Linked DNA regions of Homo sapiens: region 2 is linked to region 1. The links are chromatin loops, found by intact Hi-C in ENCODE. Cell type or tissue: OCI-LY7. All regions are shown on one strand. Each heading gives the region's core, and the rest is flanking DNA. Links, peaks and the distances in the headings are about the cores only.

What was found. A loop is a pair of places that touch in the nucleus more often than their neighbours do. Peaks named below come from ENCODE experiments on the same cell type or tissue, not always from the same donor. Only the 100,000 strongest peaks of a DNase experiment are listed, where the experiment ranks them.
Region 2: a loop joins it to region 1, with 6 times the contacts of the local background. A loop is called at or near these places in 7 of 110 quality-filtered maps.

The regions. Positions count from the first base shown.
Region 1 is chr14:81,473,557-81,476,367 of GRCh38, reverse strand. SEL1L (SEL1L adaptor subunit of SYVN1 ubiquitin ligase) reads left to right here. Exons shown (of 21, transcript NM_005065.6): 21 at 1-2,811. Among named protein-coding and RNA genes, the nearest start is that of LINC02308, 25 kb to the right of the region's middle. In OCI-LY7, for the core only: CTCF peaks have their summits at 1,241 and 1,452; a DNase peak (open chromatin) is centred at 2,047; H3K4me3 peaks cover 1,076 bases; H3K27ac peaks cover 2,500 bases.
Region 2 is chr14:80,976,021-80,978,831 of GRCh38, reverse strand. All of the region lies in intron 1 of TSHR (thyroid stimulating hormone receptor), which reads right to left. Among named protein-coding and RNA genes, the nearest start is that of TSHR, 22 kb to the right of the region's middle. In OCI-LY7, for the core only: CTCF peaks have their summits at 1,066 and 1,268; DNase peaks (open chromatin) are centred at 161 and 1,311; H3K4me3 peaks cover 1,107 bases; H3K27ac peaks cover 1,570 bases.

The DNA.
Region 1 (2,811 bases), core at 269-2,768:
GGTGATTGTCACACGGTATACCATACTCCTCTCCTTCAAAGAATGAAAGGCCTTGTTAAGGAGTTTTTTGTGAGCTTTACTTCTTTGGAATGGAATATACTTATGCAAAACCTTGTGAACTGACTCCTTGCACTAACGCGAGTTTGCCCCACCTACTCTGTAATTTGCTTGTTTGTTTTGAATATACAGAGCCTTGATCCAGAAGCCAGAGGATGGACTAAGTGGGAGAAATTAGAAAACAAAACGAACTCTGGTTGGGGTACTACGATCACAGACACAGACATACTTTTCCTAAAGTTGAAGCATTTGTTCCCAGGATTTATTTTACTTTGCATTTCTTTTTGCACAAAGAACACATCACCTTCCTGAATTCTTTAAATATGAAATATCATTGCCAGGGTATGGCTTACAGTGACTACTATTATAATACTAAAACTCAGAGAATCAAAGATGGATTAAACTCAGTGGTTGATGAAAGCCAAAACCTGTTTGTACTGTTCTATACTATTCAGGTATCTTTTTATTTCTGATAGTTTTATATTATAATAGAAAGCCAGCCACTGCTTAGCTATCATAGTCACCATTTTCTCACTGTTAACATTAGGAAAATCAAGGCTACTATGCTTCAGGATTGTCTGGTTAAATAGTATGGGAAAAAAACTGAAGAGTTTCACATAATTACACACGTGAAATAATTAAAGCTTAAACTGAATTTGTATTTCATTTTATTGTCAGATGGTGGTGTTCACCAGCCTGTATCTTGTCTGAGACTGCATTCGTATCTGAGCAGGTTTTCTATGCCTACTGATGTCAGTATGTTTATACTAACCTTCATGCTTTTTTCCCAGAATCCCTCATCTGCCAGAAAACTTGAAAAGTTTATTGCTTGTAGAGTTGTACTGCTTTGATTTTTGAAGTTGGGGTAGTAGTTAGAACTAGATTTAACTAGTCTATAATGAACATGAAGGCTTTTATATATGAAGTTGTATACCTTTTTGTGTTTAGAGAATTATGGGAAACCTGGTAAGCAAAACTTTCCTCCCAGATAATTGCTTCCAAATTCGAAGAGTTAGTCACCAAGAGAGCCATATGTATGAAAGCGTATCTGTGAAAGGTAGGAAACTTACCCCCCCTAAGTGTAATGTTGCTTTAGGCAACTCTTGTAAATAGTGAGACTTGTTTGGTCTCTTACATGTAGAGATTTGAGTGCAGTTGGTACAGTACTTTGGTGTCTCCACCACTGTCCCTTCTCCCCGCTTCAAAATAAGTGTAATCCACGGTAGCAGCCACACTTCCTTTAGAAGGAACTGTTATAATTTATTTAAAAGTTGAAAAACCACCCAAGATGACTACCAACTTTCACTTTTTTCTTCTGCCATCCACCCTCATTTTTCCTTTAGCAAGATTTTTATATCTAACTTTCCTTCCCTCCATTGAGTACGTGCTTTGAGAAAACATTTCTTAAAACAGTGTGTGCCACCTAAGGCTGGATGGGAAAGTGCAGTCTTGTTGTTCATATAAAAACACACTTCTTATTAGTTTACCACTTGCCTTTTTCTATTGTTAATGTTCTGAATTTCCTTTTCTTGGCTTGTTTCTACTTCATTTTACCCTGGGTCACTTGCTGCCAGCAGTTTGTGAATGGTGTCTTTCAAATAACTTAGTTCTTATGGCTTCACTTAAAGACTGTCTCAAAAATACTTTGCTCTCTTCTTCTTTTTTGTTCATGGGACATGGTACCTAAGCAAATAGGAGTTGGGTTTGGTTTTTCTCCTAAAATAATGCTCAATACTTACCTAATCAAATGGCATCCATTTGAATAAAATGACAATAACTAAAGCTAGTTAATGTCAGTGACATTAAACTAACTCCAGGATTCAGGAGTTTTAATGTTAGAATTTAGATTTAACAGATAGAGTGTGGCTTCATTTGTCCATGGTAGCCCATCTCTCCTAAGACCTTTTCTAGTCTGTCTTCCTGCCTTCGAACTTGATGACAGTAAAACCCTGTTTAGTATTCTCTTGTGCATTTGGTTTGTTGGTTAGCCGACTGTCTTGAAACTATTCATTTTGCTTCTAGTTTTATTTTACAGAGGTAGCATTGGTGGGTTTTTTTTTTTTTTTCTGTCTCTGTGTTTGAAGTTTCAGTTTCTGTTTTCTAGGTAAGGCTTATTTTTGATTAGCAGTCAATGGCAAAGAAAAAGTAAATCAAAGATGACTTCTTTTCAAAATGTATTGTTTAGCACTTAACTCAGATGAATTTATAAATTATTAATCTTGATACTAAGGATTTGTTACTTTTTTGCATATTAGGTTAATTTTTACCTTACATGTGAGAGTCTTACCACTAAGCCATTCTGTCTCTGTACTGTTGGGAAGTTTTGGAAACCCCTGCCAGTGATCTGGTGATGATCTGATGATTTATTTAAAGAGCCGTTGATGCCTCCAGGAAACTTAAGTATTTTATTAATATATATATAGGAATTTTTTTTTATTTTGCTTTGTCTTTCTCTCCCTTCTTTTATCCTCATGTTCATTCTTCAAACCAGTGTTTTGGAAGTATGCATGCAGGCCTATAAATGAAAAACACAATTCTTTATGTGTATAGCATGTGTATTAATGTCTAACTACATACGCAAAAACTTCCTTTACAGAGGTTCGGACTAACATTTCACATGCACATTTCAAAACAAGATGTGTCATGAAAACAGCCCCTTTACCTGCCAAGACAAGCAGGGCTATATTTCAGTGACAGCTGATATTTGTTTTGAAAGTGAATCTCATAATATATATATGTATTACACATTATTAT
Region 2 (2,811 bases), core at 62-2,561, 500 kb after region 1:
GGAAGAAAGAGAAGCTGGTACAGAAAGGCAGATGTGCAAACAGAGAAGATGAAAGAGAAAATGGGTATGGCAGCCACAGAGATGCACCACTCAGATCTCCCTCCAGGAAACAGCTTTCTGTGTAACTGTCAGGAGGCAGTTAGCTGCCAGCCTCCATCTGCAGCACCTGCAGGAACTGTCACAGTGTTTTAACCAAGGCTCTACTCTTCCCGGGAAGCCCACAGCCCAGGGCTGAGCATGGCAGTGGTGCTAGAGCCTGGCTTCTATGCCTAATGTGGGTCCCTCTAACAGGCAGTCTTTGCTCTAGAGCTCCCCATTGGTTTGGCCAAGATTTTGTCAGCTCTGTAGCACAGTCTGGGGCTCTCCCCCTTTATCTTTCACAGATGTTATCTTTCAATGAACCACTTGCACTCCTAACGCTGTCTCAGCATCTGCTTCCCAGAATAACTGAACTGATACAGTTGGTACTGGAATTGGTCTGAGAAAGCAGGAGGTAAAATGAGGTTTTGGGAGCAGATCACTTCCTGCAAGCTGGTGATGAGGATCCCATTCTGGGTGGCACAGGGGGCACAGATAGTCTCTGGCACAGGGTGGCAGCCCAATTACTAAAAACTTTAATCAATGATGGCTTGGAAGAAAGTTCCGTGAGAGAACTTTCCTGGCCTGTGCAATGTTCATGCTTTAGAAAAGTGCACATGCATGTGTGTGTGTGTGTGTGTGTGTGTGTGTGTGTGTGTTGGAGGGATGTTGTTGAGGAGGAGGCAAGGAAGATGAAGGAAAGCAATGAATACAAGGATGAAGGAATTAGCTGGATTTTTGTTAAGTTTGAAGCTACTACAGCCAGCTAATGCTGAGATAAAGTTGACAGCAACTGACAAGCAATTGAACACTGTATGAGAAGGCCTATATCTGGTGCAAGGGGATATTAGAAAGAGCTGAAGACTAAACTCAGAACTTACAGTTAAGAGTTATACTTTTGTTTATATCTAAGAAAATGGACAAATAAGCTGTGATTTATTCATTGAATTGAATACTGTAGAAAGATTGCTTCGCCCATGTATCAGTTAACATGTAAGTCTGGCAACTTGGAATAGGGCCTGAGCAGGACTTTGCAGCACCAGGCTGTGGTACAAGCAGCCCTGCCTCTTGGGCCATATGATCTCATAGACTCTATTGTGTTGGAAGAGTGAAAAGTGAAAAAAGAGGTAGTTTGGTGTGGAGTTTGTGGCAAGCCTTCATAGAAGAATCAAAATACAGTACTCTGGATTTCTAGAGTGAGTCCACACCATCTGCAGTGCAGAAAAACATCTCTTGGGGTGCTACTGAGCCCTGTTTGAGACTGAATATTTGACCATGGAAGCCAGTAACTATGCATTCTAAACTGCCCCTTGTGAGCTGAGCTCTGTAGAATACATTAAGTCAGAATGTCAGGCAGACTCAGCAGCAATTTGTCTAGTGGAAAGTGGTATACCAGGGATCAAACCTGAGCAGTACAACAGGGATCACATGGCCACTTTATGACACATTGAGCCATTTCTTCCTGGAAGGACCTGTGAATTATTGTCATGGTAGTAAACATTTATTCTAGATAACTGTTTGCCTTTCTTACCTACAAAGTCCCAGGCAGCACTACTAGCTGGAGGATTTGAAAGTGATCCACAGACATAGAATTCCATATAACACAGCATCCGACCATGAGAGACACACTTCACAGAGGAGGAGACGAATGAGCCTGTGACCATGGGATCCTCTGGTTTTATCACATATCACATAATCCAGAGAAGGTAGCTCTATAGAGCAATGCAAGAGCCTACCAAAGGCACAACCGGAATGCCAATTTGTAGGCAATTGCCTACATCATGGCATCTGCCATGGTGGGGTATCATCATGCAGGCTAGACACTGCATCACAAACCTCTATATGGATGTTATCCCAATTAGGAAGAATATATTGGTCTGGGAACCATTGGGCAGAAGCAGGAGAGAGTCCACTTATCACATTCAATGATTCGCTGAAAGAGTCTGTGTTTCCTCTTCCTATAATACTAGGCTCTGTGGAGAACTCAGGCTATGACTGCCACTTGGGCATTCAGGACTTCTTGTATACAGAGACCAGCAGGCTGAAGAAGTCAATATCTTGTTAGGAGTAACTGACCCTGATCAGGAGGAAGAAGCAGGGCTGCTGTTACACAATGAGGACAGGGAGAAATATATTTGGAACTCAGATGATCCAGTTGGACATACTTGCTCAATTGTGACTATAGACAAACAAGTGCAATAACCCCAGCCTAAGAAAAGTATGGTAACTATGGGTTCAGGCCCTCAAAAATGAAGGCTTTGATCATATCAGCAGATAAGTCATCAAGACCAGCAGAGGTGAAAGCTGAGGGGGAATTTAAAATGAACAGTGGAAGAGAGATGATAAGTACCAATTGTGATCCCAGACAGACCAACCGCTGCAACAGGGGTCAGACTACTCCCTAAGTTACCTCTTTCAAGCTTCTCCTCAGGAAGACAGGCCCACTGGAATCCTGGATAACCTGTTCCCCAAAGGTATGTGGAGAACCAGATCTGTATCTTGCAAGGGGTGGGCTGTGGCTGTTGTGGAAGTGAGGGCTTCGTTTAAGAATGTACTTGCTCACGCCTGTAATCCCAGCACTTTGGGAGGCCGAGGCGGGCGGATCACGAGGTCAGGAGATGGAGACCATCCTGGCTAACACGGTGAAACCCCGTCTCTAGTAAAAATACAAAAAATTAGCCGGGCGTGGTTGCGGGTGCCTGTAGTCCCAGCTACTCGGGAGGCTGAGGCAGG